Linked DNA regions of Mus musculus: all the other regions are linked to region 3. A link is a loop called in an ENCODE intact Hi-C map of the cell type or tissue named here. Cell type or tissue: gastrocnemius. All regions are shown on one strand. Links, peaks and the distances in the headings refer to the core of each region. The heading gives the core; the rest is flanking DNA.

Region 1 (6,319 bases), core at 611-5,610, 1.3 Mb before region 3:
AATAAACTGTATTAATGATTTCTTACATATATTCCAGAGCATTGAGAAATACTTTTTAAGTATACTACTTATAGATTGATTTTACTGTTGTTTTCTTTTCTTGATGTATTACATGCTAATATTTAGAATGATAAATATTTTGATATTTTAAGAATGTATCACAAATTTTTTATTATTAGCACACATACATCATTTTAATAACAACAGAAAGCAGAACATGAAAAATTGAAACGGAATAATAAAAAGCATGGTTTTAAGTGGAAATTTGGATCCTCCTGAGGCCCAATGTGTGTGAGGCAGTTGTAGCAGGGCTTAATTCAGAGCTCATGTTTGATGAGGACTCTGCTTTGCCTAGATGTAGTCACTGTGTCAAGCAATTAGTGCTCTCAAAACTCAGACAATATGTATGTATGTATGTATGTATGTATGTATGTATGTATGTATGTATGCATATATGTATGCATACATATATGTTTTTTTCATGCAATGAGTATGATACGCTTTCATCAGATTTATCTTTTCTCCTCCAACTTCTCCTATGGTCACTCCCATATCTTCTCTTAAAACCATGTCTTCTTCTATCATTATGTATTACATATGTACATAGAGAGCAACTGACTGACATAACCTACTGAGTCAGATGCACGTGAGGCTGATCACTTATCTATGTCTCTCCCTTTAACCCAAGCATTATGCAGATGGGGACAGGAGGGTTTAGTTCATACAGCCAGCCAGAGGTGCTCAATCAGTGAACACCCAGCTCAAAAACTCCAATGAAAAAAAAGACTGACAGAGTGAGATGCCCATCAGCCTCTAGCCTTCACACACATGCACACACACACACTTGCATGTATAGTGGCACACTTATGTACACACACACACACACACACACACAAATTAGCTTCTGAGATCTTTGTCATATTCCAGTTCTCTCCTCCCTCCCTCTCTCTCTCTCTCTCTCTCTCTCTCTCTCTCTCTCTCTCTCTCTCTCTCTCTCTCTTTCCTCTCTCTTCCCTCCCTCTCTCTCTCCCCCCTACCCCCTCTCTCTCATTGTGGGTGTCTGTGTCTCAGGCGCACCCATATATCATTGCTTAAATACATAATCTATTCCAGTATTTTTGATTTACATTGGCTTACATATGTCCTTCTGCTTCCACATGTATATGTATGCTTACATGTGTATATATTTCTATCATTTTAAATAAAGCCATCTGTAATGATGATTTTTCTTTCAATATAATTTTGAAAATATGTTGTTTTCCATTTGCCTTCACTCCAATGTGTAATATAGATATCCTTTGAATGAATATGCATGCTCTTTGATTCTCCAAGATTTTCATTGAAGGAGCATTTAAAAGGCTGAAAGATTCCTTTGTACTATGAGAGCTATAACTTAGCTATGCTCTGCATTAATTAGGCTTATCTGGAGAACATATACTATTTTCATCACATATTTTCAATAAGAATAAAATCATACTGACAATCCAGTAATTTATAAATTCACGGGTGGGACATACTTTGGGCCCTAGGAAGATGGCCAATCTTGTCACCCATTGTTGTGGGCCACACTGCATTTGTCATTGTGTGTGCCACACTGCACATGTTGTTGATGAAATGTCTAACCTGAGTTACTCAGAAAAGTTACTTTGGACTAAGAGAAAAGTCAGTGTCTTTTGTGACCTTTTCCTGTTTTACATCTTACACAAAAATTAATAAAAGTAAATAGTTATGTATTAATTTATTAATTTAATTTTTACCTGCTGTGTTCCCAAGTGCTGTAGTGCTGTAGCAGAAAAGTGCATCTAGAAATAGAGTGTCTTTCTTTTGTTACACATTCTTATATACACATACACACACACACAATTGTTGCATCTGATAGAAATTATCTGTAGGGTCTTGGTTAATGTCATAATCATTTCAGTTTCTTTTGTGTTTTCTGTCTCATCATCCATGTGGATACTAGAGACCCTTGAAGAAGCCCTGTCCTACCATGCACAAGTGTCATATATCTGATCCTCTGGGATCATGTGTGGCAGTTTCATGGCCATTTTGGGTGTGCCAGCATTTGAATGTGGAGTGAGATTTAACACACCCTGCTCGATGGTAGACAAGGCTTCTACGTTATGTAAACACTGAATGTCAAACCTGGGTCTTTGAGAAGTTGGGATAAAATAAAACCTATTGAGGTTAAAGTAGATTTATTATGAGTTGGGGTTCCCATTGCCAATATCCAGAAAAAGACTAAGGAGATTTGAAGGAATTGGTTTTCTTAAGGGTTAACAGACATGGTAGTTTTAATTTATTCAATATTGAGGGACTAGTCATGAAGGAGACTCAATTGACTGAAAATTAAATACCTGGACTGAAATTAATAGTTTGTAATTCAGTTCTTCCATATATATGTATACGTATGTATGTGTGTATGTGTGTATGTATGCATGTATGTATGTATGCATGTATTATACACTATGCATAGTCTGTATCATCTCTCTTTAAGCGCATTAAGCATTTAAACATCATGCCACTAGGTGTCAGCAGTAATCTCCTAGGGTTTCCGTGACCCTTGTCACAAAAAGGAACTTTATTAGAACATCATATTTGAAAACAACACTTATCTCATAATTTTAATGAAATATAAAAGTAGAATTGTAAAGATATAAAGTCTTATGAGATTATTTTATGCTTGTTTCTGCTCAAAGTTACTGTACCCTTCCTCTTGGTGTTTCTTATTTCAATATACTTGTAAGGTCTGCACATCTTCTCAGAAAGTGTACTTGATGTTACACCCTCCATTTCCACAGGTGTGCCCTGTGGTGCATACATTATGTATTGCATAAGCATTGGCTCTTTGGATTTTTATTTTCATTGTCATTGCAGATGTGTGTTTTGTAGCTACCAAATCTCAGAAGAGAGTGTGGCATTAATTTTTGAATACCAATACCTGTACCCTGCTCATTTACTAATGCCTAAGATATTCAGAATCTGTTTTGTTATTGCATGGAACTCAGAACATTTAGGAAGACAACACACTAATTGTGAATGCTTTCTCACCAATTGACAAAACAGCATGGAGATAGGAAAACTATATGTTCTGTGAATTGCAATCCACAATTTAGGCCTTAACAAGGTAGGTAAATATTTATAGACGTTAATAACAAACTATAGCTTGTCAGTGTTCAATGGATGGAATTTATTTGTTGATGCAGTTCTTATCTGGTTAGATTACTTCACATTAGGAGGACTCAGTCTAATCTTTTGGATTTTTGGTGCTAGGATCCTATCCTGAATGACTGTCTATCAACCAAATACCAAGCAGTTTTTATAAATAGTAAAAAAAAAAATAGACTTCTTTCCATCTCTCTTGTTCAGAAAATTTTTGATGTAAGTTGCATTTAAAAACATTTCAACAAAGGCTGTTAAAAGAATATAAAGAGAATTTCTCCCTCAAAGAAAATTCTAACAATGACTCTTCTAATATAAAGTTGCCTCTGCTTCATCCTGAAGTTATTCATTTGTGAGTTTTTAATTTAACTTGTAAGAGAAACATCAAGTTTACTGGAGTTTCGTATCCATTTTAGTAGTAGTAGAAGACTGTGCCGAGATTTTCCCCAACACCGAGGCTGTTAGTTTTAATTATATTCACAGGTGATGAAATCATGCTCCAATTATTTGACCCATGAAATGACCCCACCAGGACTTGATACAGGGGGCAAGTGCTGTGGATACATGAGAAGCACATCATTAGCCAACCTTGAACCTGGGGCCGAAGTGTGCAGCTTACTGGCTCTGTAATGGCCCTAAACCGTGATTCCCCTATTTAATCCCTTAAAAGAGGTCATTGCTGAGATCTGATAGGGCATCTATCATCCATCTGTCTGCTCATGACGTAGATGGAATAGAGATACTGCCAATTTCAACCTAGCTCCACAGTATGCTAACTCTTGCTTCATATCCATGTACATATTTCTCCTTTTTAATTGTAACTCATTATTGAGACTGTATGGCTACATCTTTTCTTGTTATGTATGGCAATTTAGTGCATGTATGCAGTATATTATAATTTAATACAATTGATTTCTTCATTCCTCGTTTTTATGTGTTGGGAATTTCATGTCCTGTGGTCATTGTGAAGTGTGTCCTATGATGTTTATTCATTGGTATCTCTACAATGATAAACAAAATTAGGGACTCCTACACCATAGCTGGACTCCGGTGTCTTTATTTGAACTCTGTTCCATCTTAAACCCCTCCTTTCCCAGTCTCTAGTTTTCCCAGAGGACATGTGGTATTTGATTTTCTGTGTCTGGCTTATTTCACATGGAATAATGCCCTCCAATTTCATCCATGTTACTTCAGATGATAGGATATTGGTATTTTTTATGGTGAAAATATGCCATTGTCTCTATTCATGGAAGGACATCTGAGTTTAGTCTAAATTTTGGCTATTGTATACAGGGCTGAAAGGAACAGGGGGCTGCAAGCATGTTTTTGATGTAACAATTTCTATACTCTGTATAGGTAATAGAATTTCTGGTTCATAATGGTAGTTCTGTTTTTGGTTTCCTGATATATTGCCTTCCTGTTTTTCATAGTGTCTATTCTAATTTATATCTCCACCAGTAGCAGATGCACTTGTATTTCTCCACATCCTTGGCCACACCTGTTAATTTCTTTGTGTTTTCTTTTTTTTTTCTTAGATAATTTTCTTTATTTACATTTCAAATGTTATCCCCTTTCCTAGTTTCCCCTCCAAATATCCCCTATCCCCTCCCCCGGCTTTCCAACCCACCCACTCCTGCATCCTGGCCCTGGCATTCCCCTATACTGAGGCATAGAACCTTCCGAGGACCAAGGGCCTCTCCTCTCATTGATGACCAAGTAGTCCATCCTCTGTTACATATGCAGTAAGAGCCATGAGTCCCACCATGTGATTTCTTTGATTGGTGGTTTAGTCCCAGGGAGCTCTAGGGTTACTGGTTAGTTCATATTGTTGTTCCTTCTATGGGACTGCAAACCCCTTTCAGCTCCTTGGTTTCTTTCTCTAGCTCCTCCATTGGGGACCCTGTGCTCCTTCCAATGGATGACTATGAACATCCACTTCTGTACTTGCCAGGCACTGGCCCAGCCTCTCAGGAGACAGCTGTATCCTGTCAGCAAAATCTTGTTGGCATCTGCAAGTGTCTGGGTTTGGTGGTTGTTTATGGGATGTATTGTTAATTTCTTTTTGATGATAGCCATTCTGATTTGGTATGATGCTGTCTCCATCAGGTTTTGATTTCCGTTTCTTTATGCATCTTGCATCTCTTCTCACATTCATTTGACTGTTCATTTACATGGATTAACCCAACAAATTGAAAAGACCAGGCTCTCTTTAGGATGTTCTGTAAATTTAAACACCTCATCAGGCCATTCCAAAAGCACTTTACCGCTGGCCACATCCCAAATTTTTGCAACTTTATTTCTAACCAATTCCTGGATAATATCTTGTAGCTCTCACAACCCTTCTGACGTCACTTGTATATGAAGTACTTGTGTCCACCAATATTTTTAGACTCAGTCACTTGTATTTTTAATCACTTCCTGTACTAATTTTTCCATCAGTAAAATGGGGCAGTAATAACAGGGAAAATGTGTATTCAAAGAATTTGATTTTTCAGTTATATCACATAGAAAATTTGACCTTTCCCATTTTGAGACAGGCTCTCACTATAGCCCATGATGGACTAGAAATCATGAGCTTCCTGTTTTAACCTACTTAATGTTGGAATTCCAGATTCCCACTATGCCCACTTTCAGAATATTTCTTCCTGGCTGAAGGCAAGTTGCATAATCTTCTGTGTTTTATCCTATTTTTTTTCTATAAATCCAGGAAGGAAAAAATAATTTAAAAAATGAGTTTTAAAGCCAGACTATTATTATTAATTTATAATACTTTCTAGAATATAGGAAATGCTTAATATAAGTTAGACAGTGGGCTGGGGTGATAACTCAATTGGCAGAACACTTCCATTGAAAACTCTGACCTGAGTTTGAGATCACGAACCCTTGTAGAAAAATCTGTATGCAGTGGTGCATCTGTGATATCTGAGTACTAGCAAGGCAAGCTGGACCAGATGCATGGTGAGCTGCCAAGTTCCTGAGAAACTCGATCTTCATAGATCCCTGTAAAGATGGACAGTACCCGAGGAATGACATGCACACATATACACAGCACACTCCCGCTTCATCACAAATAATTAATACATAAACAGCCTACATTAATTTCAAACTAGTCTCAGAATTCACTTCCATAAAACTTACTCTCAACATTTATTGTCAT
Region 2 (6,319 bases), core at 599-5,598, 390 kb before region 3:
TTCAGCAACCACATGGTGACTCACAACCATCTATAATGGAATCTGATTCCCTCTTTTGGCACACAGGTGTACATGTAGATAGAGCACTCATCTACATTAAAACAAACAAACAAACAAACAAACAAACAAATCCTGGGGCTTAGATTGTGTAATGAAAAAACTGACTCTAAGTTGTTCTCTGGCCCACAGTGACACACTTCTTCCAACAAGGCCATACCTACTCCACAGCTCCATAAGCTCCTGGGATACATATCCCATGGGCACATAAATAAATAAATATTGTCTAACAAAACTAGAAAAATTACCATTGTTAAATATTTCCCAGATTTTACATTTTCTTTTAAAAATCATATTATAATTGAAAATTTTTACTTTAAATTATATACAAGCATACATGAATGCAGTACCTGAAGAGTCCAGAAGATGGCATCAGATCCTGCAAAATTTAAGTTAAGGATGGTTATGAGTCACCTGACCTGGGTGTAGGGACCCGGATGTGGGTACTCTGCAAGAGCAGCAAGCACTCTCAGCTTCTGAGTCATCTCTCCAGCTTCCTCATTCCCCAAGACACACATCAAAATATTAGAAGTACATAAGCAAACAGCAAATCTGAGTATTGGTTTATTAGTAACTTATATGTGGTGGTAATAAATAATCAGTTTTACTTTTGTTGGCATCTGAACAAATATTCAGACAACTACAAGTTAGCAAAGTGTTTTTGAAAGGGAAAGTACACCCAAGAGCAAAGTCCCACATTAATAACCTCTTCCATACAGAAGAGCAGTTTTATTGTTCCAATGCTGTTTAGAGCTGGAAAAAAAATGTCTGCAAGACTCATATCTTATTTGATTTTACTTCAATAAATTTTTATATTAAATTGAAGTTTGTGGACAGTACACTGCCAGCAGACAACAATGACACTTGCCCTCAGCATCCACACAACTGATCGATGTTGGAGAATGGTTCTCTGCCTATAGAGAAATCTCCTTGCACTAACAGCCCTCAGTCAAGCTCCAAATGACTTGGCTGGAGCGTGCATGGAAACACTGCACGCATGAACAGCAAGAGTCTTCTGGAACAGTTATGGACCACTCAAGTGCTTGTCTTGTCTTGGGAGAAGTGATTTCGTAGCTTCCAATAGAGACAGACAACATAAAACTTATAAAAGGGTAAAAGACGTGGTACGAATCTGGTTGCCTCAGCTTAGCCCTTCAGTCACTCAGGACTGTGCCTGACTGAAATCTTATCAAGCAAATGACAAGAGGAGAAATGAAAATGTGTTTCCTGGCCATAGATAGCATTTGAGTGTCAGCACTGCTCATGGCATGGATGTACAAGGAAACAGCTTGTTGGGGTCACTAATTACTCTTGACTTATTTTCTTATTTTTAAAGAGAAATGCCTCTGTTGTTGGGTTTCCTTTTGAACAGCAAGTGTCTTGGATGGTTTTATGTCACCTTGACATAAGCTAGGATTATCAGAGAGGAGGGAACCTCAGCTAAGCAAATACCTCCATAAGATCAGAATGTAAGCAAACCTGTAGAGCATTTTCTTAATGTGTGATTGATGGAGGAGGCCCCAGCCCAGTGTGAGAGGTGCCACCCATAGACTGGTGAACCATCGACTGTGTTCAATGAGAACACAGGATGAGCAAGCCATTAGCAGACCTCTTCTACGGCCTCTACATCAGTTCCCACCTTCAGGTTCCTGCCTGGCTTTGAGCTCCTGCCTTGGTTTCCCTCTGTGGACTGTGATTCGGGATATGTGAGCCAAAGAAACCCTTTCCTCTAAGAGTTTCTTTTGTTCATGATGTTTCATCCCAGAAAAAATAACCATAACTAAGACACCAAGCAATCTGTTCCCAGACCAAATGAAAGATTGCTAAGAATTATGCTATCCTTTAAAAACGTTTCGGCTCCTTTTTGTAGAAGTTAATCAAACAGGCCAACTGCCAAGAAAAACTGAAAGGAATAAAATGTTTCATGACTCATTTTATAGAAGAATTTAAAGCATCAATACAAAACTGTTTGAAGGAAGAAAAGTAAGGAGGGAGGGAGTAGGAGAGAGTAAGAAAGGAAGGTAAGCAGAGAGAGAGGGAAGGAAGGAAAAAGGAAGGGAAGGAGGGAGAGCAGAGAGTAAGAGAGGAAGGAAGGTAGAAAGGAAGGGAGGGAAGGAGAAAAGAAGGGAAGGAAGGAGAAAAGAAGGGAAGGAGGGAGGGAAGGAAGAAGTGAGGGAAAGAGGAAGGGAGAGGAAAGAAGCAAAAAGGAGAGAGGAAGAAAGGATGGAAGGTAGGAAGAGAGGGAAGGAAGGTAAAAGAAAGGAAAGGAGGGAGGGAGGAGGAGAGGAACTATGTTGTAAGGGATATAGACACTTGGTCATACATCATTCAATTAGTATATAACATAACCACTATGTTGCTGAACTGTAGGACATCAGGTGTGCAGTGGCTCGTCCAGATATCACCAGTACCAGCATGTTAAGAGAGCAAAGCTGTGGCCATTCAAGGTCAAGAGAGGGTCTGTGAGATAGATCTGGGAGTGAGGGTGGAGCATGACTTTGTGTGTGAGAGACAGGGAGTGACAATGCAAGCAAGCCTGGGTCCGAGCTTAGGCATCTGGATCCACGTGCTTAACGGAACGGTTGTGGATTTTTTTTTTAAAGAAAGAAAATATTGGAACAAGAATTTGTAACATGGCAGAATTGAAATGAAAATATATTTGCCACAGTGAAATAATCTCCAAACCACCTGATAGATATTGGGGACTGTTTCATAGGAAGCACGTCTCAGCAGCTAGGTCTGGAGTCCAAGGGGACATGTTAAATGATACGTGGTTATTGTCATTTCAAATGTCCAAGTAAGACACCCAAAAAGGCTTGGTTGGTTTCCACGTACAGGGAGGAGAGATGCATAGACTGTGTTGTTCTTTCCTACAAGAGGCTGGTGGGGGAACAGTTCAGAGAGAGAACAGTGGGTGCTAAGATGAAGGCTATGTCCAAATACCCAAGTCAAACACGCCCTCAGTAAAAATAGCATGGGGAGCTTTGTTAGTTCATCGGTAGCTAACAGGACGGCAACACATAAAGATGCTTTCCGGCCAAATCTTATGAAAGCTTACTTTATAGGCAAGGCATAAAGCCATCTCCAGGAGGCAGCTTTACGAGAGTGCTCTCCAGCAAGTGTCTGACAAAAGCAGCCATCTTACAAGTCTCAGATAGTTTGAACAAAAGAAACAAAACCAACCGGCAACATAATATTTACCCCATAAACGCAAGCTCAGAGACAGGGAGGGCACACTTCTGAGCATGGGACTGGTGGCCTGTCACTCCCTGTCTCTCACAAACAGAGTCATGCTCCTCCCTCCAGCTACAATAAGGAACTGCTATCAAACTGGAAAACCAACACATCGGCTTCCAAAACACATGGCCTCCATGGTCCCCCCTAACAGAACCCTACAGCTTTATGAAGCCACGCACTGACAGAACAGCAATGGAAACAGAAAATAAAATCAAAATGAAAACATAAACAGCTGTTTCCCTTGCACCGTGGCAACACTGCAAATATATAGCAGTATACGTGCCTGCCTGGTGGAGGCTTCTTTTGAATTTTTTGGAATGCCAAGTGGCAAGGCAAATAGATTCACTCTCTGTTGGTTGTTATTGTCCTAATTTTATTGCCAAGAAAAAACAATCTTTCCCTATGTGCATGTTACCCTTAATATCCTCTCTTCCGGTGAGAGAAGTTATAGCTTAGGCCCAATTTATAATTTTACTGTTCATTTAATTTCCTTTAACACTTTAAAATGTTATGTGAAGGCTCTGACTTGTCAAAACTGAGCCATCCATTTCAGGCATAACCCATCAAAATGACAACACGAACAGTTCTCATAATCTACAACAGTGAAAAAGGCAGACCCAATGCTTTAAAAGAGAGAGTTTGTCCACACCAACTACTCTGCACTATCATGTTTGACATTCGTGTGTTATTTTAATAATCTGTGCTGGAGAGCAGAAATATTTGTGCCTCATTTAAAATGCTATCAAGTATAAAGTTTTTTTGTTTTTGTTTTTTAAGTAGCATTTGAGATAAATATATTTCTGGCCCAAAGAATAAAGAAAGATGTCTTTGAGAATACAAAAGCCTTTATTTCATAAGAAAAAAAATTATCTCTAAAGCTTCCCCACAGCCGGTCCTCCAGACTTTCCACCAGGCTTTGCTTGAACATGGACGAAAGTACACACACCTGGAATTCCTTTTTCCTCTTTTTACAAGATCCAGGAAGTGAATTCTTATTAGTCAAACCCAACTCAAACACATCATAAATGATACTTGTATCATTTATGGAATTTGGGAACTATGCATATTTATAAGCATGAATGCTGCAGCCCAGTGATGTCTATTGGCTTGCCCCTAGTGAGTTATCAAGTAATCGAGCTTTAAAGCTGTTTAGCCCATAATCCACACCATTCAAAACACACAGAAAGTGGTTACAGTCTGTCAATGGACTCTCTGGCCTGGTGAATACCAGGAGAAAAGGTGACTCCCTGGGTATTCAGCATAGAGACTAAGAAGCTGTCAGTTAAGAAGGCAATGGTTCTATCAAAGTGTTATATTCTACTGCCCAAGAGATGCGCGCCATCTTTATCCTATTTAAAATCAGTAGAACAACGCTTGTATCAGCTTCTCCTTTGTGGGGACATTAAATCTGTTCATGTAAATGTTTGTGATCTCTAGTTAATTATCTGTGGGTATTTTATTATCCTGGGTATAATTTCCCTTTTCTCTTCTATACCTTTGTTTTCTGGTGTGTGTGTGTGTGTGTGTGTGTGTGTGTGTGTTTTAAGACAGGGTCTCATTCTGTAGCCATGCTAGCCTGTAACTCACTAAGAAGCTTAAACTAAGGGCAACCCTCCTGACTCAGGTGCCCAAGTCCTTGGATTACAAGCATGAGCCATGATGCCTCCTTGGCTCTTTCTCAGTTGATTTTGCATCTTTTGCAGCTCCCCTGATGCCTTATTATGAGACTCAAAAACATTTAACACAATTAACTGGGAAAAAAGGCAAGTAAGTAGAAAAACTGTAATTTCCATGGGTATTTGGACATGATGCTAGTTAACCAAATTTCTTCAGTGGGTTTATGAGACAGAGGGGAGAAGGCAGCATCAAAGCAGGTGATAAAATAGGGCAGATTACACTAACAAACACAAGCACAAATCAAAAATTATGTAGAGCATAACGAAGCATCATTTATGCACTGCTTGACCATCTGGACCTGCTGTTTTATGGGACAAGGGGGTGAGAACTTGTGCTTGAGCCTTCTGAGGTGGTACTTTTTATAGCAGTATTTGAGACCCACACAGACTGGCTGTACAATGATATGGCTGCTTTACAGAAGGCCCATCCATAGAAATCAAGCCCTGCAATGAATGCTGTGTAAGGACAAAGCCCCAGAGTTCAGTCGGCTGCAGACTTGCTGACATTAATTCTGCCAATTCCTTGTGATTCATAGATTTATGCTTCTCCCTTCAAGTGGGAGTATGACAGGGGGAGGACGCGTGTTGAGATATCGTCTCTGTGCTGTGGTGGGTCACTTAGGACTATGTTGTGTCATACTGAATGGCTTACCAGAGAAGTTGCTGAGCACAAACATCAAATATGACATTAGTTATAAAGAAGAGAGGAAGAGGGAGAGGGAGGGGTGGGGGAGGGGAGGGAGGGAGAGAGAGAGAGAGAGAGAGAGAGAGAGAGAGAGAGAGGGTCGAAAAGGGGAAACGACTGACAGAAATTATGAGGAAAAATTAGACTTAAAATTACATATACTATATAAATCACCAACAGTTTGAAAAGGATGAGAGCTATGAAACACAGCATCCATATTTCCAGCATGATAAGCAGCTTTTGCTGATAGCCAGTGAGGAAATATCAATCTCATTCCTAACCTACAAAGACTGAATTCTGACAACAAACTGTAATGAGCCAGGCAATGGATTCCTTCCAGCATCTCCAGATAAGAGCTTCCCCGGTAAATGTCTTGCTTTCTACCTAATGAGACTCTGGAAAAAATATCCAATTGAACTTGACACCCATGTAAACTGTGACTCTATTGAAGATGTTGTTTTAAGCCTCTTTGTTCATGACTTCTTACACGGCAATAGAAAGGTAATTTATAGAGCAATGTGTTTCACTGCAGGCATTGTGGAAAATAGATATAAACTAAATATTATGTTTATCTATTTTATAAATAAATATATACAATACATATATTATATAGTTGCCTTAAATGATTTTAATAGGAAGCAATGAGACTACATATGCAATCAAT
Region 3 (6,319 bases), core at 629-5,628:
AAACTGGAAACACCCAGATGCCTCTCAACCAAAGAATGGAGACAGAAAATGTGGTTCATTTAAACAATGGAATACTATTCAGCCATTAAAAACAAGGACATCATGAATTTTCCAGGCAAATGGATAGAACTAGAAAATATTATCCTTTCATGAGGTAACCCAGACCCAGAAGGACATATATGTCTGTACTCACTGATAAGTGGATATTAGCCATAAAGTACAAAATACACAAAGAAGTTAAAGAAGAGGGAAGGAAGGCCCAAGAGAGGATGCTTGAATCTCACTTAGAAGTGGGAAACAAAACAGTCCTGGGAAGCAGAGGGAGCAGGGGGACTGGATGAGAGATGGGAGTGGGAAGAAAATGGTGGAGGGAGGGTCAGGATCAGGTGTGGGTAGGGACAGGAGGGAGTCACAAAGAGATAGGAGAATGAATGGAAATCTGCACCTGCAGAAGGTGGGGGGGGGGGAATCTTTAGGAAGTGCCAGAATCCTGGAATGGGTGAGTGTAGGCTTATATTCTTAAAACCTCATTTAATAAGGGTACTTAAATGCTTTAACACCCTTCCTCCAGTCTATCACCCACCAGAGGTACAGGTGACCTTTGCTGAGATACCTAACAGTAGAAACATGGAACCTAAAGAGACCACCTCCCATTGCCAGGCAGGACCCCCAGTGGGGGGATAAGGACACCAATCCACCTACAAAACAGTCCATCCAAATTTTGTACTGTCTAAAAAATATGCAGGGACAAAGTTGGAGCAAAGACTATAGAAATGACCAACCAATAACTGGCCCAACTTGAGACTCATCCCAAGGGCAAGCACAAGTCCCTGATACTGTTAATGATATTCTGTTATGCTTGCAGACAGGAGCCTAGCATAGCTGTCCTCTGAGAGCCTCATCCAGCAGCTGACTGAAACAGATGCAGACACCCACAGCCAAACACTGGACAGAGGTCAGGGACTCTTATGGAAAAGTTGGAAAAAGGATTGAAGGACCCAAAGGCAATAGGAACTCTAAAGGAAAACCAACAGAGTCAAATAACCTGAACTCCTGGGAGCTCTCAGAGCCTGAGCTATCAATCAAAGAGCATATGCAAGCTGGACCTAGCACCCCTCCCCTACCCCCTGCACATATGTAACAGATGTGCAACACTGTCTACATGTGGGTATCCCAACAATGGAGGCTCTCCCTTAAAGCTGTAGCCTGACTGTGGTATCTATTCCCCAACAGGGCTGCCTTGTCTGGCCTCAGTAGGAGAGAATTTGCCTAATCCTGCAGAGACTTGATATGCCAAGGAATACCTTGGGGGGTGGGGAGGACCCTCTCAGAGGAGAAAGGGAGGAGATGGGGGAAGGGACTCTGTGAAAGGGGATACCGAGACGGGGGACAGTGTTTGGAATGTCAATCAATAATTAAATAATTAATTAATTAAAATAAATACTAAGTGAAATAAAAACCTACAAGATTCTCGTGTGTGTGTGTGCGTGTGCGTGTGTGTGTGTGTGTGTGTGTGTGTGTGTGTGTGAAAGATCACCATGGTCTCTTCTGTAAAGTCCAAAATACACTTCACATGAAAAATTCTATAAGAGCTGGGCATTTTGGTACAAAACTGTAATCCCATAATCCAAGAAGATGACAGGGCAAAGACAGGAAGAATTCAAGTTGTATACCAACCCAGGCTAGAAAATAACGCAAATTAAAAATCAATCAATATAGCTGGGGGTGGGGGCGTGGGGGGTACATGCCTTTAATCCCAGGAGGCAGAGGTAGGCAAATTCCTGTGAGTTTAAGGCCAGCCTGGTCTACTGAGTTCCAGGAGAGCCAGGGTTCCCCAGAGAAACCCTGCCTGAGAAAACAAAAGCAAATCAATCAATATATTTTAATGTAAATATTCACCAAGAACTCCATGGTGAAAATGTTTCCTAGTTTGCTGAAGAAAAATCAGTAGCAGGGTTTTGAAAAAGAATGGGTCTTTTCACCACCTCCAGAGTGATGGGATTACACTGTTCTAGTTTGTGTCTCTTTTGCTGACCAAAAGCAACTCAGGGGAGGGAAGAATTTCTCTGCCTTATGCTTACCACTACCACAGAAAGTCAATGCAGGAGCCCAATGTAGAAGCCTAGAGACAGGAACTGAAGTAGAGACTACACCTCAGAGGAGTGATGTCTGCTGGCATGCTTCCCTGCAGTTACACAGCCCTGGACCGCCTGTCCAGGGGTGACACCTCCTACATCAATCATCAATCAAGACAACGCCCACAGGCCAATCTGATGGAGGCAATTCCTCAATTGAATCACCCTTTTCCCAAGTGTCTTTAGTCTGTGTCAAGGTGGCAAAAACTAACCAGCAGAACCACCATTGGTGGCACATTTTTAAACCAAGACTATTATTGTAACAACGTTTATTGGTTTAGAAATAGAGGCACACTGTGTTGTAAATTGAATTTTGCCAAACATCTTTTATATGGTAGACTCAAAATGACAAAATGGCACCTGTAAAAGTGTGAAGAAGCGTACACAATTTAGAAAAAAACAAACAAACTAGTTTGTATTAAAATGCATCTGAGCTGTGTTATCCACTACAGGTGCAACGGCATAGCAGCAAAAAGATTTACTCTTCATTGGCAAGGAACAACAGGGCAAAATATATGAAGTGACAGTTTTCAAGATGGGAAGTAATAAGGGGGAACACTGATCCCTAAGAATTAAGCAATAAATAAGGGGACTCATACAATTATCCCAACCCAGAGCCTTTGCTTTAATGAACTATGCTGGCCACAGTAGAGTACAGCAACGGTGAATCTATGTGGAGCACGAGTGCCACCTTGAGGTGGGAGAAAGAAGTGAATCACCAGGAGACATCCAGCTAGTATCTCAAAGTGTAAAACAAAAGGTATGGCGCCATTTCAAGATCAGGAGGGATCAACTGGGGAAAGAATTTAGTGGAAGGGTCTTACATTGTGCCAGAAGTGGTAACGTAAGACTTCAGGAGCTATGAGATGTGAACCGCGTATGCTACAAGCAAATACGGAGGCAAGGCAACCCACCATAGCCATAGCCAGTAAAAGATAGAAAATAGAACCTTAAAAATTGCAATTAACTAAAAACATCAAAAAAAGAGAACACAACAAAGCATAGGAGAGATGGGATAAGTTGAAAAGTAGAGTCAGATAATAAATATAAATCTAACTACATGATGGTTATATCAAAGGTAATTGATTTAAACACCCCAAGTAAAAGATAGGTATTTTTCAGAGCAAATAAAAACATATGGCCCAGGAAAGGAGAGATGACTCAGTTGGTAAAAATATTTGTCCCTGTTTATAGAGGACCAGAGTTTGTTCCCCTGTACTCACACTGAGCGTGCAACTCCAAACCACCCATAACTGAGTTCCAAGGAATCCGACATCCGGTTCTGACATCTGCAGGCACCCATACACATATATACCTATTGAAATGCAAACACACACACACACACACCATAAAAATGTTTAAAATGTAACATCCAACTATCATACTGCATTCAAGAAGCTCACTTTTAATATGTACGTACAGCAAGCTAAACATAAAAGATTGGGGCTAGAGAATTAAATAGGTAGGCATGAGGTTGTGGTTCAGTCCTGAACACTGAAAAGAAAAAGTAAAAAATTTTCAAATGACAATAAACTACATTAAACTAATAAATGGGAAGTGGGATTGTTTATTTCAAATCAGAGAATATTACTAAGATGAAAGACTTTGTTTTATAATCATTAAGGATTCAATTAACTATAATACAACAATATTAGTGGCTGAAATTTTTTAAAACATATACCAGTGTTAAGGAGAAAACAAGCAGGGCCTTGATATGTAAAATGATTGGTTTTGAAATGTGGCTGGACAGGTTGTTGTTGTCGTCGTTGTCATTGTCGTCATTGTTGTTGTTGTTGTTTTATATCACCCATCTTTCTACTCTAAAGAGTGGAAGGTAGAGGCTCGCAGAGGCTTTACTTGTCATAAGCATAAAACTGAAGGAAAGTCTGGGGAGTAACTATTGTGGTGACTTTGTGGCTATACACTTGTCAATGTTTATCAACCTGAACACTAAATACCTTATAATTCAAAACGAAGAACAGAAATAACGTCAAAGCACAGTGAAGTCTCAGAGTAGCTATTGAGCTGTGAGGTACCTAAAGTTTAAAAGAAAAAAAAAATGAGAAAGGAAAAGAGAGACAGAGACACAGACACAGACACACAGACACAGACAGTGACAGAGGGCTCAGTGGGTAATCTACTTGCTGTACAAACCAGGCCCTAACTTTGAATCTCCAACATCAGGTTAAGAGGTGATGGTCATGGTTATACACACCTGTAATGCCAGCATTGAGGGCTAAAATCCTGCAGAACCCCAGAACTTCCTGGCTAACTGGTCTACCCAAAGTGGCCATCTCTAGCTTCTGTAGAGGCTATGTCTAAAAAAGTAAGGTGGAGAGCAAGAGGAAAAACACTCAGAGTTAACTTCTGGGTTTCACACACCCATGAAGAAAACAGATACATACACACACCTGTGGGCACATGAATACACCACATATGTTAACACCCCAAAAATGAAATTCAGTACAAATACAACAACCAGATTTCTGCATGTAATAACATATCAGTTGCAAGTGAAAATATGATGTCAGCTGTACCATATCAGGCTAAAATCACACACATACACACACACACAAACATATATTCATTCAACACACAAACTACATACACACTACATACACACACATACTACACACACACTCATACAACACACAAACTTCACACATATACACACTATACACACACTACACACACACTCATATACCACACACAAACACATGCACTACACACACACACTCATGTACCACATACAAACACATATACACATTCATATACACACACACTCATATACCATGCATATTCATATACTACACACACACCTCACACATATACTATGCTCATACTCATAAACCACACACACACACTCATACACACTACATACACTCACACACTACACATACTCATATACCATATACACAAATACACACACTAAACACACACACATACTCACACACACACTCATACATACACACTCACAGTAGAGTGTTGTTTTAGTAGATTCTTCAGTCAGGGTCATGTTTTCTGCAAGATCAAAAATTTAATTATGAGATTTTCATTTACTATAACCCCCAAAAATCACCCAAAATTTGGACTTATTTTATTGTTTAAAAAGTTTTCTGTTGTCCCCTCTATCTTAGTTAGGGTTTAACTGCTGTGAACAGACAACATGACCAAGGCAACTCTTATAAAGGAAGACATTTCATTGGGGCTGGATTACAGTTTCAGAGGTTTAATTCATTGTCATAATAGTGGGAAGCATGGCAGCATCCATGGTGCTGGAGAAGGAGATGAGTGTTCTACCTCTTGATGCAAAGACAGCCAGAAAGAGACTCTCATTCCACACTAGGTGGAGTCTGAACATAGGAGACTCAAAGCCCACTCCCATGTCCTCCAACAAGGCCGTACCTACTCCAACAAACACCTCAGAATAGTACCACTCCCTGGGCCAAGCATATTCAAACCACCACACCTTCTTTATGAACTAGAGAATTTAGGAAATTACATTAATATCTTAGAAGTGGCAAATCTCCTTCATTCACCACAGACTGACTGCCTCAACTCGTGTTCTCCCAATGCCACCCTGCAGAAATGCTTTGACTACCCACAGTTCTTCGGCAGATGAGACTAATGTCCCTGGCACTGGCTCCTCTTCTCACTCAGGCCTATGCCAAAGATGTAAAATTTGGTGCAGATGCTCAAGCCTTAATGCTTCAAGGTGTAGACCTTTTAGCCAATGTTGTAGCTGTTACAATGGGGCCAAAGGGAAAAACAGTGATTATCAAACAGAGTTGGGAAATCCCAAAGTAACAAAAGATGGGGATCACTGTCACAAAGTCAATTGATTTAAAGGATAAATACAAAAATATCAGAGCTAAACTTGTTCAGGATGTTGCCAATAACACAAATGAAGAGGCTGGATATGGCACCACGACTGTCTCTGTTCTGGCACGGTCTATTGCCAAGGAGGGCTTTGAGAAGATCAGCAAAGGAGCTAATCCATTGGAAATCCGGAGAGGTGGGATGTTGGCTAATGATACTGTAATTGCTGAACTTAAGAAACAATCTAAACCTGTGAGAACCCCTAAAGAAATTGCTCAGGTTGCTATAATTTCTCAAATGGAAACAAAGACATTGGGAACATCATTTCTGATGCAATGAAAAAGGTTGGAAGAAAGGGTGTCATC
Region 4 (6,319 bases), core at 645-5,644, 1.4 Mb before region 3:
TAGATACACATGGTTCACATAAAACCCATACATGCACACATACATATACACACATAAAAGACATGCTGTGATGTTTTATGGATTGTGACTAAACCCCAGACTAATCAGTCTGTGACTGTTGAAGGACTTGTCTTTTATCCAAGGCACTCTGGGGGCTCACATCTTCTACCCTGTGAGTATCTTAGTATAGTCAATCTGCACAAGGCCTATGGACTGCGGTGTGGAATCTTGAGTTTACATCTTTCCAGTTGTTTCTGTAATTTTGCTGACCCGTGGGTATCATCACAGCACAGTGCAGCACTCTTAAGTAATATTTTCCAAACTTGTTTTTGAGGCATATTTGGAGTAAGTCTGCTCTGCACTATGCAGCTATTGTTGCTACGATCCCTGATGATATGTTGGGGACCATGCAGAGAGGTAATTGAGTGAGTAAAGGAGATTGTGAGTTTCTCAAATCATAGGGCTTTGATGGAATTTCCTTTGGGAATTATTTAAATTAATAATTTTCATGGGGATGGAGATAACACTTTAAAAGGGAGTTTTGTCTATCATTTATCTATCAATTATCTATTCATCTATTTACCATCTGAGTATCTAAACGATCATAAGTCTGCTTACCTATCAATGTCCATTTATCTATGTATCCATCTCTCTCTGTCTATCTATCTATCTATCTATCTATCTATCTATCTATCTATCTATCTATCTATCTATCTATCTATCTATCTATGTATCCATCTATCCACTCACTTGGCTTTTTATTTTCAACAAAGCTATTTGTCAGGCTTAACAGTGAAATTATTCAATGGTTCTCTCTGATGTTTTCCAATGTTAGGGATGTTGTGCTGGACATGCAGGCTGTGTTAAAGCCATGTTGATATTACATCACTGAAGTGACAGTAGCAACGGTAAACTTCTTCCAAGGTACAAAAGGAAATGGAATGAAAACTTCTAGACACTGTTTATATATTTATATATTATGTGTTAATTTAAAATATCACAGAAAGAAAGTGACATTTTTTTATTTCTCAAAAGAGTGAGTTTTTAAAGGTTAAGTGGTTGTAGTTTAAAGAGAACTTTCAGAATTATTCACTATGAAAATTCTATCTGAATGAAAGCTAGAAACACCTTTCACGGTGAGACTAGTACCTTGAACCTGAAGCTCTCTGGATTCAATCCCATCACTGTGACAAATGAATTGCTTTAGTTTGGCTTTCTATTGTTTCCGTGAAACACAATGACCAAAAGAGCAAGTTGGGGAGAAAAGGGTTTATTTGACTTACACTTCTGTATTTCTGTTCACCATAAAAGAAAGTCAGGACAGGAACTTAAACAGGACAGGAACCTGGAGGCAGGAGCTGATGCAGAGGCCATGGAGGGGTGCTGTATTTTGGTTTGCTTCCCATAGCTTGTTCAACCTGCTTTCTTATAGAACCCACAACTACTAGCCCTGGGGTGACACTAATCACAATGGGCTGTGCCCTCTCCCAAAAATCACTAACTAAGGAAATGCTCTACAGATTTATGTATAGTCTGATCCTATGGAGGCATTTTTTTTTGTCTCAATTAAGGTTTCCTCCTTTCAGAGAATTCTAGCTTGGGTCTAGTTAACATAAAGCAATTCAGCATATGAAAAACAAAAATGAAATACAACAACAACAAAAAACCCTCAAGCAACAGCGACAATGAAAATCTAACACCCATCCAACTATATATAGCTATATCCTACTGATAGCTTTTTGAGATGAAAATGTAGGTCCCCAGTAAAGCACTTGTCTAGATTGAGGAAGACCTTGGGAAGTCTCCAGTACCATACAATGAACTAACTAGCTAGAATTTTTATTTACTGTTACAGTGGTGGTCTTGAGTAGGCATGATACATTCCCAGAATTTGAGAGGCTGAGGCAGGAAGACTGCCCTTCTAGAATATTACACTAAACACACATCCTCCCAGGCTGTCTAAGTCCTCCACAGAGAACTTGTTCTTAGAATTTTCAATGTAGTTCTTGTTTAATCATTGTTGGTTGCTCTACCAGACAAAAGCCAAGAGGGGTGACCCGTTGACTAAGCTTTCTAGTACCTAAAAAGTCACTTAACCTGAGGGAAGCAAAGGAAAACTGAGAATCAGTGGCATGTTAACCCAAGGTTATAACCTGTGAGCTTGAGCTGAGACTTCAGCAGTTTTCAAGGAAGCATTAAAATCTCATTTATAATTATTTAATATCATCCAATGCTGTTCCAAACACTTTTGTATCACAGACTCCCTAGATGTGTCTTGCTTACAGATAAATATTTTTAAAAGCATTTTTGAGAGTTTACAAAATTTTATTGAAAATATTTTTGTAAGCTTTAGGTGTGTGTGTGTGTGTGTGTGTGTGTGTGTGTGTGTGTGTGTATAAATACACTCAGTTCTAAATATGAAGATCAGAAGCCAGTGTCTATTATCCTGTCTTTCTCTGAGTATTCCTTTAAGGGAGAGTGCCTCTTGAACCTAACACTGCCGTTCTCTGGGCTAGGCTGAAGCCACCAAGCTCCCACTGTCTCCTCTGCTTTTGGAGTTGAGGTTCCAGGGACAATGGTCTTGGCAAGTGTGTGCTGAGACCTGAACTCTGGTCCTGTGTTTGCTCCTAAGCACTCACTCAGCCATCTCTCTAGCATCCATTATAAAATACATTACTAGGTGAAGCACAGTACAAAAATGTCAGTTTTATGTGATATTGTACACCTGTAATCCCAGCGCTCAGGAGATGGAGGAAGGAAGATCTGGAGGAGCTCAAGGCTGTCCTTGGCTACACAGTTGGTCCAAGGTCCCTGTGGATAACAGGGAATTCTGTCAAAAAAGAAACAAATGAACAAACATATGCCCACCTTAGCTGGTGACATAGGCCAGTGGTAGAACACCCTGCCTAGCATAGGAAAAGCCATGGATTCAATTCCAACTGCCACATACACACACACCACCTTAAAACACACCTTTTCCTCTCTTCATTAACAAAATCTAAAGATTTTTATATTTACTCATCTGCTTGGATGTGTCTTAATAAGACAGGTTGCTTTTAATGGTATCTGTGATTTCCTCTGTTTCAATAGATTTTTTTTCTTTCTGCTGAAATCTTAAGGTTAAATATGTTTCCTCATTGTCCTCTGGTAAAGTTGTTTTAAAATACAGCATTCCCTCCTCAGATAGCTGTTCAAGGGAGGCTGGCATTATAGACACTCACCACCAGGTGGCAGTATGCAGCTCTTAGGCCATCTTCACTGCATCCATTTTTAAAGTTTTTCTTTTAAGCTATTTATTTTTATTGTGGGAGTTAACTGAGTTAAAACCCACAAGCACATAAACCTTAGAATTGTATCTGGGAGATCTGTTATTTGAAATACTTTAAAGATTTGATTTAGCATACGCTGCTTTTATGTGAAGTCTGCATACCTGGAGAACTCTTCGGAATTAATTGCCAGAATTTTGCTTATGACTGGGCAAGTGAGAAGGAAAGGAAAAATTAAATGAGCATGACAAAAATAAAGACATATGGTCAATCCAAAAACAGACATTGTGGCACCCATTATATACACACATTTGAATCTTAACCCTTTCACAACACACTCTGACTTTTTTCCTAGGAAACACAGACTATCATTGCTTCCCCTGAGCCTCCTCCCTGTAGTACCTCATCAGTGCAACAAACAAACAAACAAACAAACAAACTTTACAAGTGAGTAGACCATAGTGGTATATGTCTTTAATTCCATCACTAAGAAAATAGAGATGAGAGGATAATAAGTTAGCATTCATCCCTGGATACACAGCAAGGACCTTCCTTAAAATAAAAAAACCACACAAATGAAAAGCAACACTACCAACAAAGCAACAGGAAGGAAGGAAGGAAGGAAGGAAGGAAGGAAGGAAGGAAGGAAGGAAGGAAGGAAGGGAGAAAGGAAGGGAGGAAGGGAGGAAGGAAGAAAGGGAGAGAGGAAGGGAGGAAGGAAGGAAGGGAGGAAGGGAGGAAGGGAGGAAGGGAGGAAGGGAGGAAGGGAGGAAGGGAGGAAGGGAGGAAGGGAGGAAGGAAGGGAGGAAGGAAGGAAGGGGGAAAAGAAGGAAGAATAAATTACAATGTTAATGCTTCCATTATTCCCAAACACACTCTGTGTTATGATGGTAAGAGAGCAAACTAGACCAACCCTGCTGTACTTATGGTTTATTGGTGTTTATGCAGGTAAGAGTTACTGAAAGTATTTCTTTTGTTAACCTGATGGTAGACTTGACTCTATGTAGGTGAATGATTAAATTATGAGTCATAACAGATGCAATCAGTTCATTCATAAGTGCAGCAGGATGGAGCAACTGCATCGTCTCCCTTTCTGGATGATCTGCTTTTCAATCACGTTCGCTGCATTGTAGGAATGGAGATCAAGGGGAATAATCATCAACCAAAGCTGCTAATTATGAGATGCATTAATAAAAATATTTTATTATATGTAAAAGTTCAAAGGTCATACGCCTAGTTCACTGGACTCCTGTCTACCCCATAAGCCCAATCTATAGTTGTCCATTCAGGACGAGTGAATTCTTGTCTTCCCTGTAGCCAGATACTATAGATGTTCAGTAAGGACCATTTTAACTTCATCTCTAGTCTCCTGCACTTTCTAGCCTCTTTGGAGTGTGGGAACAAATTATAGAAATTATATCCAAGGAAGTATAGCTATAAAATAGTTCTTTACAAATGATTCCTTGCCTGGGATGTGCTCCCATTTTTTCTCCCTTTATTTGGTTATGTGTGTCTCCTTCGTATCTTATGCAACAGTGAGAGAGGAATGCTGATGCTGGGATAGTGGATCGGAACATAATGGAGACATTCTACCCTATTTGACTTCTCTATTTTTTCCACTCATTTATTTTCCTGATTAAAAGTGTGGTAAGGCTCCATTAACATAAATAATGGACAAGTGAGGTCTAAAGAGGCAGAAAACATCACCCAAATCAACATTGTTAGCATTTTATCGTTCTTTCTATAATTTTCTATGATTCTCTTATAATGATTATAGTCTATTTGTGGGTGTTTCTTTTGTTTGTTTTTAATTTAAAATTCTCTCCTTCAAGCTAGCTTAGATACTGATTGACACTTGTTATCTGCAAGGTACTCTGCTAGGCTATGTTCTGGTCATAGCAGTGAGTAACAAAGATGGCCACTTTCCCCAGGTTGTCAAACACATCAAGCTGAAAAAAACATGAATGTAGAAGTCAAGGAGTGGCTCACTAGGTCAGGGTGCTTGATGTACAACACCGAGGACTGACTGATTTGTATGCCTGGAGCCCATATACAAGCTACATAGAGCAAATGTCTACAGTCCCAACACTACTGGGGAGATGGGAGGCAGAGACTGAATCCCTGGACACCCTGGTCCAGCTAGCCTGGCATACACAGCAGAAAAGTTACCATATGACCCTGCCTCCAAAATGGTGGAAGGTGAGGGCAGACACTCTAGGCCATCCTCTAATCTCACATGTACATTGTGGCATGCATCAGCATCAGCACATATGAATACACATCACACACACACACACACACACACACACACACACACACACACACACACACACAAGTGTGTGTGTGTGGAACAGGGGAGATAGAGATCAGGGAATTATTATATAGTCATAGAAATTCTTAGATTTTAGATTATTGGCAATGATTTTGTTGTCATCAAATTGTGGCAAATATTTTCTATTTGATCTTATTTTGTATTATTCTAGGGGCAATTCCTAGAAACAGCATACTGAATAAAGAATGTGAAACTTTTTAAAAGCCCTCACACTATCAAATTGTTTCCCAGAAGGCTTCCATTTATTTGCTTTGTTTATTTGCATCGTCACAAGAAGACCGGTTATCATTTCACCAGCAGTAATGATATTAAAAATGTGTTAGTTCTAAAGGTGAGGATGGATTTAACAAGGGAAGCCAGGACTGACATCCTCTAGAAGCTGTTCATAGCACAAGTCCTATTGTCAGTGTCCATGTTATACACCCTCTGTGTGATAGCTACAGAGGGTGGTGGTCTTATGATTCAACTGTTGTTGTTTTTAATTTACTGCTGGGAACTGAATCAGGGCATCATATGTATTATTCTTTCATGAAGATTTATTCCTAGAGCCCCTCTCCCATTTTAAAAGTTAGGAAATGTTCTTTGGAGGATGTTAACTCACCTACCCAAGAATGGATGTATGACTAAAGTTGATTCTAGTTTGAGATCTAGACTTTAGAATTTGGAAGATGGCTCATTGACCAAAATGCTTGTTGAGCAAGCATGAATACCTGAGTTTGGA
Region 5 (5,000 bases), core at 1-5,000, 720 kb before region 3:
CGGTAATGTAAGGAAGCCAAATCAGTATTTATTAGGGTAAGATAAATGCAAATTGAGTTTTCAATTCCTGGACCACAGTTAGGAAATGAATCATAAAGGCAAGAACAGGAAGAGAACACCCTCAGCCTGCAGAAATAACTATGAAGCAGCCAGACCCCAGCACACGCTCCTTTTCCTCAATTGCCTATCGCTGTCAGGATTTAACCTGCTTTTTCTATTTTCCCCTTAGGATATGTCTAGATTAGAGGCCTCAAGAGGGCCGGTGTCTAGGCTTATGATTAACATTGGCCACATGTATTGACTCACACAAAGAAACTCGCTGTACCTTGTGCTGAGGCATGCTCCCCAGTAATTTACCCTTCCATGCTCATATTGATGACTAGAATACTGTTCACGTGTGCACACCGAAAAGTTGAATTTTCAACACATGCTCACACAGAGGGGCTCAGAAAGAGCTGTAACTTTGCTGTCATAGCATGTGGGTTTTTGAAAGGGACATTCTAAGAGTATAGATCCCCATCCCCATCTCCTGTCCTTAACACTCAACCATGAAGGTGTTTTCATTTTGGTATTAAGTGAGATTTGTGTGTAATATAAAACACATGTTGGATACAGATTGGTTTGTGTTTACCTCAAACCATTGGGCATTTTGTCAGCTTCCTTTGGAGCTACTTCAGCTGTTCCTCTTCATAGAAATTCATGAGAAAATGAACAGAGCTGAGACATCTCTCAGCTCTTTGTAGGGCATTTAGTGGCTATTCGATCTTTTTAGCTTTTCTTCCCCCCCCCATATCTGAAAAGTTGTGATCCCAAAATTAAGACTGTCTACATGCTTTTGTGGAGTTAATTATTTTAAATGAGGAGAGAAAAATCAAATACCTGAGAAGAAAATGGCTCAGCAATTGGCAGGACAGCATTACACCACGCTACAGTTGGTTGCTACATGGCCCTTTTATTTTTCTCCCGAGTAACATAAGAGCCATTGAGCTCAGAGGACACGGACATCCTGTACAGGAAATAGATGGTGTGTGGAGGGGAGGGAGGGCACCCAGCAGTCATCCTTTGAATCCTTTAGCTAGTTTCACTTGAATACATTAGAGAAGGCTGTAAAAGGCTGGGAAGCAGAGATCTGCCTGGATGGCTTCCAGGTTCCATCAGAGCTCAGGAAAAGCTCAGCTAAGCCACATGCATTTTATGTTTTCCTGAGGAAAAATTCTGCTTGTTGGTCTCAGGGTTAAGGAGTCTCAGCAAGTTTTTATGAAGATACTAAAACATTCTCTTCATTTTTTCATCTGCTGCTGAAGGAAGCCCATGAGAGAACTACAATTCAGGGACTGCCAAGGTGATGAGCTATGAGGTACTGATGTGGTGGCAAACCATGATGCAAGCACAGGTGCTCTGCTTCCTAGGCACATCTTACCAATGTGTTTTCCCACGTATACACATGATCATACATGTGTGGTCATACACATGTGTAAAGTGGAAAAAAAACTAAACTCAGGAAAGTACATGTGAGTGCATGCATAGATTTTTACTTTGACCACAATGTAAAAAGAGATGGTTTTGTGTGAAGCACAAAACAGCCACCATGCAAATGGGGGACTATGGAAGGACATGACAGCAATGTGAGAAGAGTGAGCTCTTTTCCCCCAACCAATCATCAGCTTTAATAAGAAAATGGAAGCATAGTTTGCTCCTTGTAAGAACGCCATGAAATGTTCATTGTAGTAGGAAGACCATTTACGATCTGAACTCTGCCTCTCTCTGGCCCTCCATAGCCTAATGTGCTCACGTCAGAACTTGGGATTTGCAGAGTGCACTGGGTGTTAACATGGGAAAGAAACATGTAGTCATTGCAGTTGGCTGGGGCAGTTCCTTTAACTACTGGCAGAGCTGATAGTTTCTCTTTATAAAAGATACATATCTGTTACCTTCCTTGATGCCTTGTGTGTCTCCATAGAAAGCATACTGTCTTCCTCAAGTCATCTTACCATGCTCAAACACTTCCAACTCTTCAATTATAACGGTCTTCTAAATTCTCATTTTTCTTAAATTATAATCAAAAGTATATAATCACTATTTTTTTATAGAATGTGTGGTATTAAATGGAGATGCTGGAATGTTGCTAGTGAGTGAAATGCCTCCTGTTTCTCTTCAGTTTAGAGTACCTTTGTATTTCTATCCCTATTCTAGTAAAACTAGAAATGGTCTCTATCTTTCTCTCTTTTGTTTCCACCTCTGTCCCTCTCTCTTCTACTTTCCTCTATCCCACACTCTCTCATTCTGAAATTTATAAGTGGCCTGTGAAGCTTCCACTTTCAAAAACCTTTAAGAAAAGCAAACAGCTGTATTTCGCTTGAATTGACAAGCTCATTCAAGGACAAAAACCTATACACTTAAGTTAGCTTTTTGTTTTCAAAGTAGAAAGAGCACATCACACCCCTGAGCAAGCTACTACCCCTTTGGCATGGGAGAGTGTGATTCAAGATGCTTAAGCAGTAGATACATGTTCTTTGAGAACTATGCAAATGTAACAAGGAAAATGTTTTATTCATTCTTGAATTAAATGACTGACAACGTAGTTCTACTTCAGCCTGATAAAGCAGCTCCACCTACTGCACAAAAGCTGTATTTCCTGCCTGATAATTCCACAGTGGGACCTCAAACCTACAGAACCAATCACAGGACAGAACATGGTTGTAGTTAACTTTCAACATTGAACTATGAGTAAACTTATCAGAACTGTCTTTTCCTAGTGTTTTAATATGTAAGGGTGTGTGATATCAACACACACACACACACACACACACACACACACACATGCAAATACTTTTTCACATTGAGGATAACAGGTACAGAATGAGAGAGGATGGGGTATACAAATAAGTATGGAAGATATATGGTAACACAGAGCATTGTTTGTTGGCACCTGAAATGTTATTTATTCAAAAATAAGTCATCTTTCCCATTTTCTTATGTAATCAATGGTATAAGAATCATGTCAGTTGAATCACTGTTCATATTTAAGCCTGAAGCATAAGCAGACTCTTTGTCAAATGAAACCAGCTGTAATAAGCTTTCCTTGAATTTCTCCTTTTCTAGTGTTTTCTTTTCCCCCAATACTAACACTTAAGTCTACAATATCTCTTGGAAAGATGAAACATAATGTATTGTTTACATTGTAGCATTTCTCTCTTTATGAAGCTTGAGGTCATTCATTTTCCTATCAACCATTTGAATTAGGTCATTTAGTTTATATTATCACAACAGAAAATAAATAATAGTGAATGCAGCACAGCCCTCATGTGATTTGTTTTTTTATCATTCTTTACTGTTCTTTTAAGGTCTTAACTGATAACTGACGTTGTTGTTCTGAGAATATGATGTTATCACAAACCTACTTGTTAATTACTTTTTAAAAAAATCTTCCATCATTTATGTTGTATTTGTCAATCCACCTTTAATTTATTTAGATTGTAATAGACTGTCACAAAACCCCAAATCTGTATTTAATATTTCTCAACTCTTCGTTCTCTAAGTAAATTAAAATACGGTATAATTTGTTCATAAATCATAGGTCAAATTCATAATTATATAGTTGATAAATGTTAGAAATCTAGACATGTAAGTACCCTAACTGGTTTTGATTTTTCCTATTATTAAAAATAGATTTTTTTCTATAGATATATCCTGATTACAGTTTTCCCTTCCTCTACTCCTCCTAGATCCTTCCCACCTGCCTGACCATTTGCATCCACCCCCTTCCTGTCTCTCATTAGAAAAGAACAGACTTCTAAGAAATGATAACAAACCATAACAAATTAAATATAATAAAACCACAACAACCATCACATTGAAGTTGGGCAAGACAAACCAAAGGAGGAAAAGAGACCAGAGAGAAGGCACAAGAATGAGAGACCTACCCACTCACACACTCAGGAGTCTGATAAAAATAATACGAAAAAGAAAGCTAGAATAAATATGCAGAGGACATGGTGCAGACATTTTGACTGTGAAACTAGACCACTAATCAAGGAGTGTAACTGGAGGGATCCATGACTATATATATATATATATATATGTATATATATATATATATATAGAGAGAGAGAGAGAGAGAGAGAGAAGAGAGCAAAGGATGGCCCTGTCTAACATCAATGGGAGGGGAGGTCCTTGTTCCTGTGGAGGTTTGATGTCCCAGTGTAGGTGGATGCTGAAGTGGTGCAGTAGGAGTGGGAGGAGCACCCTTATAGAGGCAAAGGGAGGGGGAGAGAGTGGATGTGGGATGTGGGAGCTGGGGGAAGTGTAACCAGGACGTGGGATATGATTTGAGATGTAAACGAATAGAATGATAAATTGAGAGAGAAAGAGAGAGAGAGAGAGAGAGAGAGAGAGAGAGAGAGAGAGGGAGAGAGAGGGAGAGAGAGAGAGAGAGAGGTAGAGAGAGAGAGAGAGAGAGAGATTAGTGCTAGAGAGATAGCTCCCTGAGTAATGTATGTGATTTGCAAAGGCCTGATTTGGATCCAGTCCTGTCACTCCTTCTTCATTAAGTAAAATGTATAAAACAAAATCCAACCAATCAGTATCCAAGAAAAAGGCCAAGCATGATGAAGTACCCTCCTAGTTTTAACAATGGACAGCAGAGAGAAAGGACAGAGCCCAAAGCTCATTGGCCAGAGGCTTTAGCCAGTGGGTGAGTTTCAGGTTCAGTTTGAGACTATCTCAAATTAAAAGATAGGAACAATGGAGGAAAATGCAAGTGTGTCTCTACACAGGGACAGAGGCACCCATACCTGTACACCTAGTTGCACACGTGTACATACACATACACACACACACACACACACACACACACACCATTCTCTAAAATCCCTATTTGGAACTCTAATAATGTCAAAAGTTTGACTTTTTCATATATGCCTGAATTTTACAAAAACATATACAATTTTGTCATAAATTGACCCATTCCTTGACAATTTTGGCGTCTGCTAAAAGCTAGC

What was found. Peaks named below come from ENCODE experiments on the same cell type or tissue, not always from the same donor. Only the 100,000 strongest peaks of a DNase experiment are listed, where the experiment ranks them.
Region 1: it touches region 3 in a loop (10-fold over the local background); 9 of 42 quality-filtered maps call a loop at or near these places.
Region 2: a loop joins it to region 3, with 16 times the contacts of the local background. A loop is called at or near these places in 25 of 42 quality-filtered maps.
Region 4: it touches region 3 in a loop (10-fold over the local background); 18 of 42 quality-filtered maps call a loop at or near these places.
Region 5: a loop joins it to region 3, with 7 times the contacts of the local background. A loop is called at or near these places in 8 of 42 quality-filtered maps.

What each region holds. Positions count from the first base shown.
Region 1 is chr8:81,476,339-81,482,657 of GRCm38, forward strand. All of the region lies in intron 2 of Inpp4b (inositol polyphosphate-4-phosphatase, type II), which reads left to right. Among named protein-coding and RNA genes, the nearest start is that of Gm51582, 140 kb to the left of the region's middle. In gastrocnemius, for the core only: a CTCF peak has its summit at 2,533 (motif pointing right); no DNase peak of the experiment used is centred there.
Region 2 is chr8:82,351,012-82,357,330 of GRCm38, forward strand. All of the region lies in intron 2 of Il15 (interleukin 15), which reads right to left. Among named protein-coding and RNA genes, the nearest start is that of Il15, 48 kb to the right of the region's middle. In gastrocnemius, for the core only: no CTCF peak of the experiment used is centred there; a DNase peak (open chromatin) is centred at 5,306.
Region 3 is chr8:82,741,894-82,748,212 of GRCm38, forward strand. It overlaps the pseudogene Gm9655. Among named protein-coding and RNA genes, the nearest start is that of Zfp330, 29 kb to the right of the region's middle. In gastrocnemius, for the core only: no CTCF peak of the experiment used is centred there; a DNase peak (open chromatin) is centred at 2,825.
Region 4 is chr8:81,346,416-81,352,734 of GRCm38, forward strand. The region is part of intron 1 of Inpp4b (inositol polyphosphate-4-phosphatase, type II); the gene reads left to right. Among named protein-coding and RNA genes, the nearest start is that of Gm51582, 6.9 kb to the left of the region's middle. In gastrocnemius, for the core only: a CTCF peak has its summit at 3,210 (motif pointing right); a DNase peak (open chromatin) is centred at 3,223.
Region 5 is chr8:82,026,517-82,031,516 of GRCm38, forward strand. All of the region lies in intron 17 of Inpp4b (inositol polyphosphate-4-phosphatase, type II), which reads left to right. Among named protein-coding and RNA genes, the nearest start is that of Gm25267, 120 kb to the right of the region's middle. In gastrocnemius, for the core only: a CTCF peak has its summit at 2,603 (motif pointing left); a DNase peak (open chromatin) is centred at 1,117.